Linked DNA regions of Homo sapiens: all the other regions are linked to region 2. A link is a contact called in ENCODE Hi-C data. All regions are on one chromosome and are shown on one strand. The core of a region is the stretch at or near the end of the contact, and the rest is flanking DNA. Distances in the headings are between cores, read along the strand shown.

What was found. Hi-C counts contacts between places; a loop is a spot of excess contacts on that map. Pooled maps may share reads with other maps.
Region 1: a pooled map shows a loop between it and region 2 (6-fold over the local background). The contact joins the enhancer-like site here to the promoter of PDE4D-AS1 in region 2. A Hi-C loop is called at or near these places in 6 of 50 pooled maps.
Region 3: a loop to region 2 is called in a pooled map, with 5 times the contacts of the local background. The contact joins the promoter of MIER3 here to the promoter of PDE4D-AS1 in region 2. A Hi-C loop is called at or near these places in 4 of 50 pooled maps.

Annotation. Positions count from the first base shown.
Region 1 is chr5:61,406,531-61,411,342 of GRCh38, forward strand. The region is part of intron 1 of ZSWIM6 (zinc finger SWIM-type containing 6); the gene reads left to right. Among named protein-coding and RNA genes, the nearest start is that of ZSWIM6, 77 kb to the left of the region's middle. RefSeq lists an enhancer at 1,481-2,680 and a silencer at 2,106-2,496. Within about 2 kb of position 2,246, at least 21 of the 41 ENCODE cell types and tissues checked have a DNase peak (open chromatin) inside an H3K27ac peak, as active enhancers do.
Region 2 is chr5:59,037,177-59,041,355 of GRCh38, forward strand. PDE4D-AS1 (PDE4D antisense RNA 1) reads left to right here and starts at 2,590. Exons shown (of 2, transcript NR_198970.1): 1 at 2,590-2,894. It overlaps PDE4D (phosphodiesterase 4D), which reads right to left. Exons shown (of 15, transcript NM_001104631.2): 6 at 1,683-1,795. RefSeq lists a silencer at 1,959-2,028.
Region 3 is chr5:56,949,374-56,953,571 of GRCh38, forward strand. MIER3 (MIER family member 3) reads right to left here and starts at 2,750. Exons shown (of 13, transcript NM_001297599.2): 1 at 2,721-2,750; 2 at 1,255-1,279. The coding sequence starts at 2,729. RefSeq lists an enhancer at 1,582-1,671 and silencers at 2,242-2,411, 2,472-2,581, 2,612-3,031.

The DNA.
Region 1 (4,812 bases), core at 996-3,495, 2.4 Mb after region 2:
GTTTTCAACATTTTACATCTTTCTGGTAATTTTATGAAGTCTCTGAAGACTAAAATCTGTCATAATTAGTCAGAAGTAATATTTCCGAGTAGGTATTTACTTTCAAAAAGCCTAAGTCTTTAAAGGTGGCATATGATACTATAATTTATCTCAGAAATCTTTTATTTATTTATTTATTTATTTATTTATTTATTTATTTTGAGACAGAGTCTTGCTCTGTCACCCAGGCTGGAGTGCAGTGACATGATCTCGGCTCTCTGCAGCCTCTGCCTCCCGGGTTCAAGCGATTCTCCTGCCTCAGCCTCCTGAGTAGCTGGGATTACAGGTGCCTGCCACCATGCCTGCCTAATTTTTGTATTTTTAGTAGAGACGGTGTTTTGCCATGTTGGCCAGGCTGGTCTCGAACTCCTGACTTCAGGTGATCCACCCACCTCAGCCTCCCAAAGTGCTGGGATTACAGGCGTGAGCCATTGCACCCGGCCTCTCAGAAATCTTAAAAAGGATTTAGTTTCATTTAAAAATAACAAACACAGTTCCCCAAATCTGAAATTTAGTTATTGAAACTGGACCATGTTGTCCATGGAAAACATATCTTACTTTATACCAGATTTTAAAATTAACACTGGTGTAAGTGCAGCCTAAAATTCCTCTGAGCCCCACTTTTACATAAGAAAAATTATTGAATATGATAAAGGTAGCATTTCCAATCAGTGAGAAAAGATAGGTTATTCAATTTGTGTTGGGACTAGTGGATATATATCTAGGAAAAAAAGTACAGACTCTAAATATTGAAAGGTAAAACTGAAAACATAAAAATATTTGAAGAAATCACTGGAAAATTATTCTACAAACTGCATGGGGAATGACAGTCTGTGATAATAGTAACCAAGAACCATGAAAGAATAGATTGGTAACAATTCAGCTACATAAAAATCCCTAAATTTCTCTATGGCAGAAACCATGAAACAGATAAATTTACCAAACTGGAAAAAATTTTCACAAATCATGTCACAAAGAGCTAATTTTCTTAAAATATATAAAAAAGATCTTTCAAAGTGTCATACACAAAACACTGCTTTTCGAAAAACATAAGCTCCTACAAAGCAGTAAGAAAATGATGAACAAATAGAAAAATGGGCAAAGGTGATGATTTAACAGTTCACAGAGAAATACAAATGGCTTCTAAAATATATAAAAAGATGCCCAACTTCGTTCATAATATGAAAAATGTAAATTAAGACTACACTAAGATACAATTTTTCACAGATCTGTTTTCTAAAAATAAAATAAGCTTGAGAGAGAGCCTCTTATCTGAATTCTGGGACAGCCTGATTTGCATGAGGGAAATAGGCATCCTCCTGCACTGCTGGTGGGAGGGTAAAGGTACAGTCTCAGTGGAGGACAGTTTGCTGTTACCTCTCAGAATTACAAATGCATGTGTTTGTTTTGATGTAGCAATTTCCCATCTAGGAATTTATTCTTGAAAGACAGTCATACAAGATTTTCACACCAGCATTATTTGTAATAGCAAAAAGATGGGAAATTACCTAAATGCTCATATATAGGGGACTGCTAAATTGTGGAATTCCATGCAATTCTAAAAAAGAATAAGGAAGCAAAGTAGAGAACATTATGTATAGAGTTTACCATTTTAAAAAGGAGAAAATAGAATATATGTGTATTTCCTTATGTATCACTAAAATACTTCTGGGTGAATACAAGAGAAGTAACAATTTATCATGGGATGAGAACAGGGCAACTGAGGGACGAAGTTGGAGGGAGATTTTGTCACTGTGTACCCTTTTGTTTTGGACCATTTGAAGCTATTGTCTCTTGACAATAATTTCAAGAAGATAAATTATGAAGGAGGGGGTCTAAAAAAGCTTTAAAATACGTTGTTTTAATAAAATGTTTTAATTTCTTTGCTTGAAAATTAACATTGCTTTAAGGGGGAAACAGCAGTTTAGGGGGAGCAAGTGCATTTAATTAAATTGCCTCTTCAGCAGTATTAAAAATCAGTCAGTTGTAAATTGGTGAGGAATATATTAAAACCCTATGGGAGACCAAGTTCTGAAGTTTGCTTCGAAGTTCGACCAGGAAAAGAAGGGGTTAAAGGTGTGATGCAGGTAAAGGAAGGGTTAAGGGCATTATGCAAGCTGTTAAATAAAAAGGAAGTGCATTACAAAATGCTGAGCTCAGGAGTCTGGCTGCCAGCCAAACCTTTGCTTTCCTCACTACAGCTGAGGGCTTTCGAAGCTTCCCACCAGTGGGTTTGTCTGAACTGTTTAGGAATGCGGCCGCGGTCGCCAGCTGACGTCAGCGCCGCCGGTTCAGCCGCAGGCCAGAGTCAGAGACTGACAGCGCGAGGGGCGGGGTTGGGAGTCAGGATGGGGCGAGGCCTGCGTGTGACTGATGGCGCGGGGGCGGGGCGGCGTGTGTGTGACTGACCCGACCGCGCAGAGGCGGGGTGGCACAAGATTTGCGTTTCCTTGATGACTTCTAAATTATGATTATAGATTTTCTTTGTAATGAGGGGAAAGGTTTTTTTTTTTTTTTTTTTTTTTCCCGTTTTTGAAATCCAGGCCTCTGTATTGCTTCACTTTAGGTATTAAGTATAAGCACAAAATTAAATGTAACACATACCAAATTGTCCAACTTCAAAGGCCATTTTGTTTTTGTTTTTGTTTCTGAGAACGAGGGGGCCACAGTAAAAACTTTGGTGATTTTTACCAGTGGAGGGGCTAGGGAGGTGATTTTTGCTGTTTAAGGAGGTTCTCAAATTTACTTACCTGCAGTCCATTTTCATTTCAGAATTGCTACCAGAAAGAAATTGTAAAAGTTTTCAAGCATGATTTTGTAAAGCAAAAGATCAAAAAAGGAGAGAAATTATGTGGAAAATTGGCAAGATTAATTATATCTCTATTAAGACCACCTTTGCGCAAGATAGTTTTGGGTTATTACTGCTGATTTTCAGCCTTTAAAGAAAAATGTGGGTTCTTGGTAGCAACTTACAAGGATGGTGTTTAGAGCTATAGTTCCCCCTTCTCCACCATACCCTGTTTTCTTGATGGTTAATTTTACTTTTAAAAACATTTGTATTTCTTGACTATTTATTAATTAGATCATTTTGCTTAGTCATACCTAAGAGTTTTGTTAGTCTTCGGTTTCTTAGTTGTATGAGTCAGAGTCAGGAATGCAAATTTATTAGCTTTTTGTGGAGAGGGATATGTGGGATGGTGAGAGCTGCGGGTGGGTAAGCATGGAGTGCAATACCAGTTCATAGACAAGGATCTAAAAGGAGCCATTAAGCTCCATGGAAAACATTGTTACTTGATCAGGCCAGTAAAGGAAGACTATTTTGAGTAGCTACTGAAGTTATCTGATAGTTAATTTAATTGATTTGAGTAACTCTTTCAGGGACCCCAGATTTGTAAAAGTGGCACTGTTGTGACTTTTGATAAAGGGAGTTTTAGCCTTTCATGAGAGGAAGCCTTGGACTTATTTGTCCTTCATGTTGAGAAGCTTCCGTATGATCTTCATGGTTTCCTTAGGCACAATCACTGTGATTTCACCTATGTATAGCAGCCCAACTAAGGTGAAGTCAGCATATAGACCAGGAAGATACAAAACTACGAAAACTCAGGACCAGCCTTGGCAAAAGGCAACATGTGTAGCCCTAAATTACCCCGGTACTCTAGTGCTCAGCCCCACATTGACAATTGCACAGAATTTAAGTGTTCTGAGTTTGTGAATAGTATTGTAATAATGGATGTATTTCCTTTTTTTTTTTTTTTTTTTCAGACGGAGTCTCACTCTGTTGCCAGGCTGGAGTGCAGTGGTGCGATCTCGGCTCACTGCAACCTCTGACTCCCTGGTTCAGGCGATTCTCCTGCCTCAGCCTCCCGAGTAGCTGGGATTACAGGCACGTGCCACCATGCCTGGCTAATTTTTGTATTTTTAGTAGAGATGGGGTTTCACCATGTTGGCCAGGATGGTCTCGATCTCCTGACCTCGTGATCCACCCACCTTGGCCTCCCAGAGTGCTGGGATTACAGGCATGAGCCACCGTGCCCGGCGATTTATTTCCTTTTTAAACCATCTGACTAGATTCTAAAGACTGGTGTTTTTCACTTAGATACCTTTTTGTTGATAGTACACTTCATGCAGAATAATTTTAAGAGTACAGAGTTGTAAACTACTGTTACATTGAACTCAAATATTAAGGTCATTTCATTTAATACATAGAATAGCCAACAGGAATATTTGACAGATTGAACATTGAATTAAGAATGAGGTATGAAGTGTGCTTAGTTTGCTAAGTCACCAGTTATACGACTTTGTCCACTTTTAATCTCATCGTGTCTTAGTTTCTCCAGGGGAAAATGCTTTTTATTAGTTTTCCTATAACAGGACTCAAGGCAAAAAACGCTTTTATGAAGACGTAAGAATATTCTGGTTAATAATACACTATGGTTTGGCATGCTTGGAAAGGGCAGCAGAAGAAATGGCAACCTGGTGTGGATGCTGACTGGTCTCTCCATCTCTCTGCTTGTCTGAAGCACTGCAGCAAAGTCGCTGGGAGGTCCTGTGCTCTAGGAGTGGAGCCTTGAGTGATTTGAGTGTGTATTTAGAATGAGGTTTCCTTTCTTTGTTTTTGCCAAATTAGTTATCAGTTCTTCTAAAATACAGTCCTCTCAAAATATGGAGTGAATGTTTGTGTCTTGTTGGATGAGTCTGTATTTGGACTTAAGTGTGACTCAATTGTTTTTTAAACTTTAATGACAACTAAGGTGAGCACATTTTGAGTTACAA
Region 2 (4,179 bases), core at 1,340-3,839:
TAGATCTCAACATTAAGAATATGGATTTTAGGGAAAGTAACTAGCTGCTCAAATTCATTTAGCTGAAAAACTACTGTCGAATCACCTTGAAAATATACACTAATGCTTGCACATTGCTAAGTGGCTTTTGATTCTGCTCTTCATTTTCTTACACAGAATCAACCACACAATAGAATTAAGAACTCAGGCCCATGGCAAAGTGCTCCCATTTAGCAGTTAGGACACTGGACATATTCAGCATATGTCTACTGCTATTGAGAATCAAATTATGAAAACAAACTATATTTTATAAAACTAAGAATTTGTTACTCAGATGAGAATAAAGGTGCCTAATGCTACAGCAGGGGGTAAAAGTCCCAGTAAGAGAGCAATAATTGGTCATTCTGATGAGGAGCTGTGCCAAATTTAGAAATGAGGCACAAATGACAAAAAAATTGATCATCAGTGTGGACATGGGTAGGTCAGTGTGCATATGGGTAGGTTAGTATCTGCTGGCCGTGTCTACAGAGCCCCTTTTATTTATTTGAAGCCAACTTTTCACTTGACAATGCTACCTACAAAAGCACTGTTAATAGATAAGACAATCAAGTGGCTGTTATGCCGTGGCCTTTTTGTAAAAACTGCATGAGAACAGGTGGGATAAAAACCATAGAAAGGTAGAAAAAAAAAAGCATCACTCATTTAAAGATATGTGCACATAGATGAACTGTAAGATAATATAACCTTCTTGACCTTGTAAATAGGTGGCCAAAAATACTTAAATATCTTGACGAGGCAACTATTACTAATTGTCTCACAACATTACCAGTCCTTACTGGCTGAATCCTTCAGCCATCTGCATACGACATGCACAGGCAAATAGCCACTAAAAACATACACAATTCCAATTATCTCCTTGCATAACTAAAGACAAAAAGAACAGGAAATCCAAAAAATACAGCAAAACTGAAAACACTATACCTTGCCTTCCGTGCTATTTTAAGGCTGTCCCAGGCTGAAGGTTACTTCTCAGCCCTCAAAACTCCATTAACTGCCAAGACCAGCACCTTAGCACATATGGCACAGATGCCTAGTTGAAGCCTCCTTGTACTAAATGACCTCAAAAAACTGGGCTTTCTTTCCAAGATTAATGGAAACAAAAGTAATGATCATAAGGAACCTTCTAACTCTGTTAATGTTTCCTGCGGATATGTATGGCCAACTGAATATATAAAGGCTCAGTTCTTGCGGGGTACCCTGACAACTAGATGAATTAGGGTGAAGGTTCCAAGTTCGATGAACTCTTCTGAGTTTGAGTGCCCTAGGTGGTGACATTCAAGTGATTTCACAGACATCCACCAATTCTTATTTTCAACCGGGAATCCCAAGAACACCTTTAAACATGCAATGCCCATGGACCCTACTGGGTTTCTGCTGCAAGGGCTCAGTGTTACTTAGGAACCCTGTGTCTTGGGAGATACTTAAATTTAGCACGTCAAATTGCTTTTGGAAAATGTTTATCTGGCGTGACTAGGGGAGGCAAAGCAAGGAAACAGGAACCTCCCTCTAAGGAGCAGAATAGCCAACATGCAGTAAGCCTAAAAAACCTCTCAATTTATTTCCCGGGGCTATGGGTACCAGTGGCTCGCCGGCATGGGAATCAGCAGCCTGGGGGCACCAGTGACAGCAGAACCGGGGCTTACCTTGTTGGAGGCCATCTCACTGACGGAGTGCCTGGTCTGTAGGGTCTCTAGCTGGTCCAGACACCAGTCCAGCTCCTCCAGGGTCTCGCTGGCCAGTTTCTGGTAGGCCTCCTCTGCGAAGAGACAGGGAAAGGGGGACTCAGTTCTCAAGCGCTTCACGGGTCCGCTAGCGAGTTCAAAGGGGGCCATCCTGCCATACCCCGCCATGCTCGGATGCCCGGTGCCGGCACATGAGGGCTGCTCCTTCATATTGCCCAGCCCGGCAGTGCAACGGGGGCGGAGGCTGTGCTCGCGGGGCGGCCGGCCTCGGGGAGGCACGGTCTCTCCAGCTTGGCGTCTCGGGTCGGCCTCCAGGGAGGGCGTGCAAAGAGCGGCGAGCCAACTTTCACACAGCGACGCGAGCGGAAAAACCACTATGCGACTTTTCAACTGTGCGGCGGGCCCGAGTCCCAGTCCAGGAGCCCGGCTCTAGCGGATGGCGAGGGGGTGGCGAGCGCGCTTGGGTGCCCGCCCCGCAGAGGAGCGTCTGGTCCACAGCCGGATCTCCTCGGTCCCCAACCCGGAGCCGCGGCCCCACGCCCGCCCCGCCTGCCGAGCCTTCTGCACGGCACTTGAAGTGAATGAATCAGCCGCGGCCGGGTGCGCGGCCACCACGTTTCCTGTTTTCTTTCTCAACTCCTCGGGCGGCAGGCGCAGCGCGGCTCCAACGCCGCAGCTTTCCGGGAACACTCCCCCTCACGCCCCTCTCGGCCCTCGGCGCTGCCTGGCTCCTCCTCAACCCCCTTACGAAAAGATTCCGAATTGCAAAAGCCTGTCCCTGTCCGTGCCACCCGCCGCGTCCTTCCCCTCGAGCTCTGCCCCGGGGGCCCCGCCACCTCGCAGTGCCATCCCCCCGGCGCAGCCGGGCGCCACTCGCTTTGAAGTGCAGACGAGGAGGCGCGGGCGCGAGCGTGTGTGTCTGTGGGGCTGCTGTGGGACTGTCTGTGCTAGGAGAGCGGCGGAAAACCCGGCGTGGAGCGCCTGCAGTCCGCCGTCCGGGGTCGCGCCCGCCGCGGGGCTCAGGAGGGACCGGCACGCAGGCGCGCACGGCCGCGCACCTGTCTCGCTAGAACCCCGCGCGCCCCGCCGAGCCACTGCCCTCCAGGTTGCCCAGACCGCTGGAGCCTCTGCGACTCCACGACCGGCTGCTTCCTGCGAAGTTTCACAAACAAGGTTATTTAGGACCCTCAAGGTTTCTGAGGGTTTAAGTTTTAGGGTTTCTGGGGGTTCGTTTCTAAAGGCTTAGGATTCACCTACTTCAAGGAGGCAGGGTTGTGGGAATTAAGACCGCATTCTTTTTCTACCCAGCCCAGTCCCTACTAAGTACCAGACTTCTAAATGTTGGGGCGGACAGAAACAAGCAAACAAAATATACAATGTTGTGGGGTCGGAACGCTTTATAATTCACAAATTTGACAATAGGCTGCATTTTCATATGCCGAATTGCCTAAGAGTTCTCTTAAAGGAACAGCAATGTGAAAGAACCACATGGTAAGGAGAATTTACGCATGTCCTGCATACTACTCCTTTCCCCTGTGAATTGCATAAGACCTAGATGATCTTGGGCCAAGGAAGAAAATCTGGAAGGGTGTTTCTACCCACCATGTGCAGAGTACACTACAATTTTGAGAAAACGGAAAGACCATATTCAAAGGCATACAGAAAAGCCTGTTCTGTTTACAAAGGCTGACCCAGGGCACCAGGGACACTGTCCCTAAGCAGATCAGTTGTGGGAGAACTTTTCTACATTAGCATGCAATAAGCAAACCATTCATAGTGAGGAGAAGTCAAACTCCCAAGGGTCCATTTGATAAAACTTTGTCATTGTCGAGTGGAAAGAAGATACTGAGAAACTTACACTAAGTGGTGGGATCCCTTGTCTTTGTCTTTGAATCTACAGGTATTGGAGAAGAAATTCTGCCCTTGAAATTTAGACTCCATAAATTAACATGGCACAACAAATAAAGTTCATGGACTGAATTTAGGCTCCTGGGATTTTTGAGATAGCTTTTTATGTGAACTTTGTAAAAGTTAGAGTAACTTTTAAAGTAGTTGTTACATGTGCCACGTGGCTTATTGTTATCAAGAATACTTGAACTATTTACTGTTCACTTTGAGTACTCTAGGTTAAAATTTGCCTCTTTTTTGTTCTACTTCCTCCACCCCGCAGTCTATGTAAATATATACTTTAGATGGACAAACAACTGCCTAAACCTTGCCAGGTGAATTAAAGTTTCAGATTGAAGCTTTTTTTTCCCCCTTAACAAGCTTAAAGATATTAATAATTTTAAATGGTAAATATAAAATACCTGCTCTGTATAGCTTCCCCAATTCTAAGAATGTAAAAAATATTACATGCTTGTTATAAAAATTGAAGCATTACACACAAATATAGGAAGTCCATTGTAACCCCACACCCTAAAGATCACAAACAATACTTTCGCCTATGGCTCTAACA
Region 3 (4,198 bases), core at 1,500-3,999, 2.1 Mb before region 2:
GATTAAAAACAGGTTACACTGTCTTTTGGCTTATTTAGAGTGCAACTTCTTAAAAGAAGTCAGTGATACCAAATGGAAAAATTCCATTAATCCAGCTGTTTGACATCATGTATATATTTTCCTAAAATCAGTTATAACAAAAAAGTTCATCTCAAAATTAACAAAAATTTTTAGAATTTTAAAGATATAGACAGCTATTTTTAAAATAGCTGCAAATTTCTTCTACTTGGTGTTATAATACCTTAAATGACAGTCAAGTGAGGCTCTGAAGGTGGAGCAGATACAAAAAGTAATAGTGTAAGGAAACTGACTATTCACTCTATGGAAACAAGTTGTAATGGAAGATTTAGGAGCTCATCTGTGCTCCACCACTAACGAAAGTTATTTAAAAGTCTCCTCAACTGTAAAATAATGGAGTTGGACTAGTTCAGAGGTGCTTTTCCTGTAGACTAGGAGAGGGAAGACAGCAAAGAGGTAAGCTAGAAAGGAAATGAGAAACTGAAACAAAGATACCTTACATGATTAGCACATGAGGAAAGGTCCTTATGGACCTGCTACAGGGATTCTACAAACCCCAGATTGTGTGTAATTATGCATATGTGCAGAGTTCTGGGACACATCCCTTGCTTTCATTAGATCCTGACAGGGGTTTCTGACCTCAGGAAAGTTAAGAAACACTGTACTAGATGACCTAAGATCGTCTCAGCTCAGAAGTCAAAATCACCCTTTTTCTGTGCCAAACTTGGAAGTTCTGTCTTTTTTATTAAGGTAGCTTTACCTCTCAACTTCCAATTTTAACACAACTCATAGACATTTAATTATGAAAAAGAAACAACGTAAGAGGAGATGAGGGGTTACAGTTAGTGAAGTAGTCCCAGAGTTCTGACAAATTACTCAATCTCTAGAAGAAACCGAAGTTAAAATCTAAATTGCTAAAGTTGGTGTCAAGTTAATTTGGGATTAACTGTTTCAGGCTCGGAGGAAAAATAAGATATGTAATAATTAAAGCCATATTCCTTAAAAGAACGCTTGTCTTAGCAACTTTGTAACAGTTACTTTTTCAACATGCAAGAGAAAACAAAGAACAGTATAACTGTTTCTTCCCCAAACTTTACTAAATGCACACTGAAACTCTTAAAAATCAATGAAGAAAAACCTGCAGGATACATTTCTATTGGGAATCCTTTAGCAACAGACCTTTGAGCCCACATTACCCACTGGGAACCACCGAAGACGTAAGAAAATAGGACAAACCTGGGCTCGAACTTCCAAAAGAAGCCTAGGAGAGAGAGAAGAAAACGTGAGGTTAGATCGCACAGCCAGGGAAAGAGGCAGCGCCGGCAACAGGGCGCAGAGGAGGCGGAGTCGAGCGCTCCTCCGCAGCTGCCAAAAGTGCAAGACGTAGCTTCACTCGAATCGCTCCCGGCCCCTTTCGGGCCCCCTCTTGGCTGCCTCGCCTTCCTCCCCGAGTCCCAAGTGTACAAACTCACAGACCCGGGACGAAGCCCGGAGTCTGAGAGGCAACTCCAAGTCGCTTCTTGGAGCTCAGCAAGTTTCCAAGCAGAGAAGCAAAACCCAGAGCAGTCGGCTGGCACCATCAGTCCCCCATCCCTGGCATCTCCGGAGTCCTCCAAATCCCACCCGGCTCTCCGAAGCCCCAAACAACTCGAAACGTAACACCCTTTTCTGGAACGAACTCGCGTTCTGAGCACCTAGTTCGCCCCTGGGGCCCGGGAGCCCCAACTCCGAAGCCGATCTCTTCCCCTGCAGCGTAGGCCAGCTCGAATCGGACACTCGCCCCCAAACCAAAGCGCGAGCCCCCCATCCTCTCTCTCGAGTCCAGAGATGCAGCTCCTCTCAGTTCCAGGGATGCTGGCTCCTTCCAGAGTGTTCAGTCCCTCCCTGGACCGTCAGCGCGCCCCCCGCCCCAGCGAGCTCCAGCCCAGGGGCTCCTGCCACACCGCCCCCTCCCCCCAGCTCACCAGTCCCGGGGGACATGGCCGGGGCAGCTTCGCTCGCCCAGCCTTCCTTCCTCCAGCCCAGAGAAAACTGGAGCTATCAAGCCGCTCTCCTGGAGAGGGCGTCGAGGGTCTCGGTCTGCCCTTTAACCCCAGGGGCTCCCGCACCTCCCGGGCTGCGGGGTGGGGAGTCCCGCTCTTCTGAGAAGCCCGGTGGCCCCGCATCCCGCTCTTCTCCGCGCCCCCAGCAAAGTGAAGCGTGCGGCTCCTTCGCGCCGCAGCCCGGGCCCGGTGGGCCGGGGGCACAGCGCACGACTCCCGCAGGGCAGTGGCGCAGCCCGCTCCCCTCTTTGCGATCCGGCCGCGGAGGGGGGGCTCCGCCGGTTTCCACCCACCCGGGCCCGGGGAAGAGGCGCGGAGGCGCCGGCGGCCCGCGTCAGCGACCGGGGACACGGCACTGCCTCGTCCCTGGGGCAGGGCTCACTGCAGCCGGCCGCCACCTCCGTCCGGCTCGGTCGCCCGGCCCGACCGGGGCCGGAGCCGCCGCGGCCTAGTCCCGGAGGGAGACCGCTCCCGCGCCCGCTCCCGCCCCCCGGCCAGCCCCGCCACGGCCAGTCGCCGCCCCGCGACCCCCGCGTCGCCACGCCGCCCCTCATGGGGCAGCGGAAAGAGCCCCGGATCCCCCAGGCTGGCTCGGGGGTCGCGGGGAGCCGCCGGGCGCCCGCTCCAGCCCGGCTGCTCCTGCCCGGTTTCCCTGCTCACCTCCGCCATATTGGTACCTTTAGGGCGAACGAGCAGCGCCGAGCCCAGTCCCCGGATGGGGCGCCTGAGCCAATCGCAGCCGCCGCCGCCACCGCCGCGGTCCGCCCGGCACCCGCCCGGCGGCGGAGGCGGCACGGCCCCTTATAGGGCAGGGCGGCCCGCGACGCCCCCGGCCCGCTCGCAAGCCGACGCCGCCCGGCGCCCCTCGCCGCCCCCGCGCCGGCCCCAGCCGGCCAGACCCGCACCCGCGCGCACCGTCCTTCTCCTCCTGGCTGGTGTAAAGTTCCTGCCGAATTGGAGGCAAGTGGGGGACGGACGGACGCGCGGGCGCGGGACAGACCCACGTCCAGCCAGTGGAGGCCCAAGAGCCGGCGGGCGCGTCTGGGAACCGACCCACAGACACCGCGGCGCGGGAGGGCGTGCGGGAGGCGGGCAGGAGACTTGGACTGGCAGGCGATGTGCAGGGGAACTCGACAGACTCAACTTCCCTAAGAGGAGGAGGCGATCTATGAAATAGACAGATGTGGGAGGAAGCCCTGGGAAATGGGAGAAGAGGCTGGTGGATGGCAGAGTCAGTCCAGAATGAGAGGACTACAGTCAGGCACTTTGCCGTTTCCACGAAGGGACCTGCAGGAATGGGAGATGGAGACCGGTGTACACTGCTCACGGAGTGGACAATGGAAGTAGACATTTGCCAAACAGGTTATTGACAGCACAGAAGAAAAGACAAAAGATCGACAGGGCAGAGAAATGATGCTGAATATACTTGTACAGTTCAAGAAGATGCCCAAAAAATATAAACTGTGCTGTTATCCAAAAAAAAAAAAAAAAAAATTAGACCAGTTCTAGGAATTGTTCATCACCAACGTGTCTTAGGGGATGACCCAGAGATACTTGATACATCTGTTGAAGGACAGGAACAGCATATCAAAGGCCCTGAACTGAGTCTCAAAAATTCTACCCCTCACTTCCCTCACTTCTCCAAAAAGGCCAAACGTTTGGGTAGGATCATAAAAGGAAACTAGTCCCCTGTGCAAGTGGATGGGTGAAAGACGGAGCATAAGGCTTAACAGGAATACCTGCTCGTACATGTTCCTTATGACCATTTGCTCTTCATTGGAGGAGATTACTCTCCGGAAGGTCCACATCCACACTGAAAGACTTTGAGCCAAGTACACAAAAATATACACTAACGACTGATTGGAGAGTTAGGTCCTGCAAGAAGTTAAAGTAAGGTATGGAGTTGCCCTAGCAAATTTGGAGGACACATTGTCCTAAAGTGGGAGGCCAATTCTATCTGTGGAAAAGAAAGTCGGCTGTAAGGTACATGAATAAGTGAGATGCAAATACCATCAGGAATTATAGCAGGACCCTACAGGAATTTGGAGAGAGTGATCTCAGACACCAGAGCTCTTCTCCCAGCTTTTTTCTAAAACATACGTAATATTAAATGATAAAGACAAGTTTTTAGAAGCTAA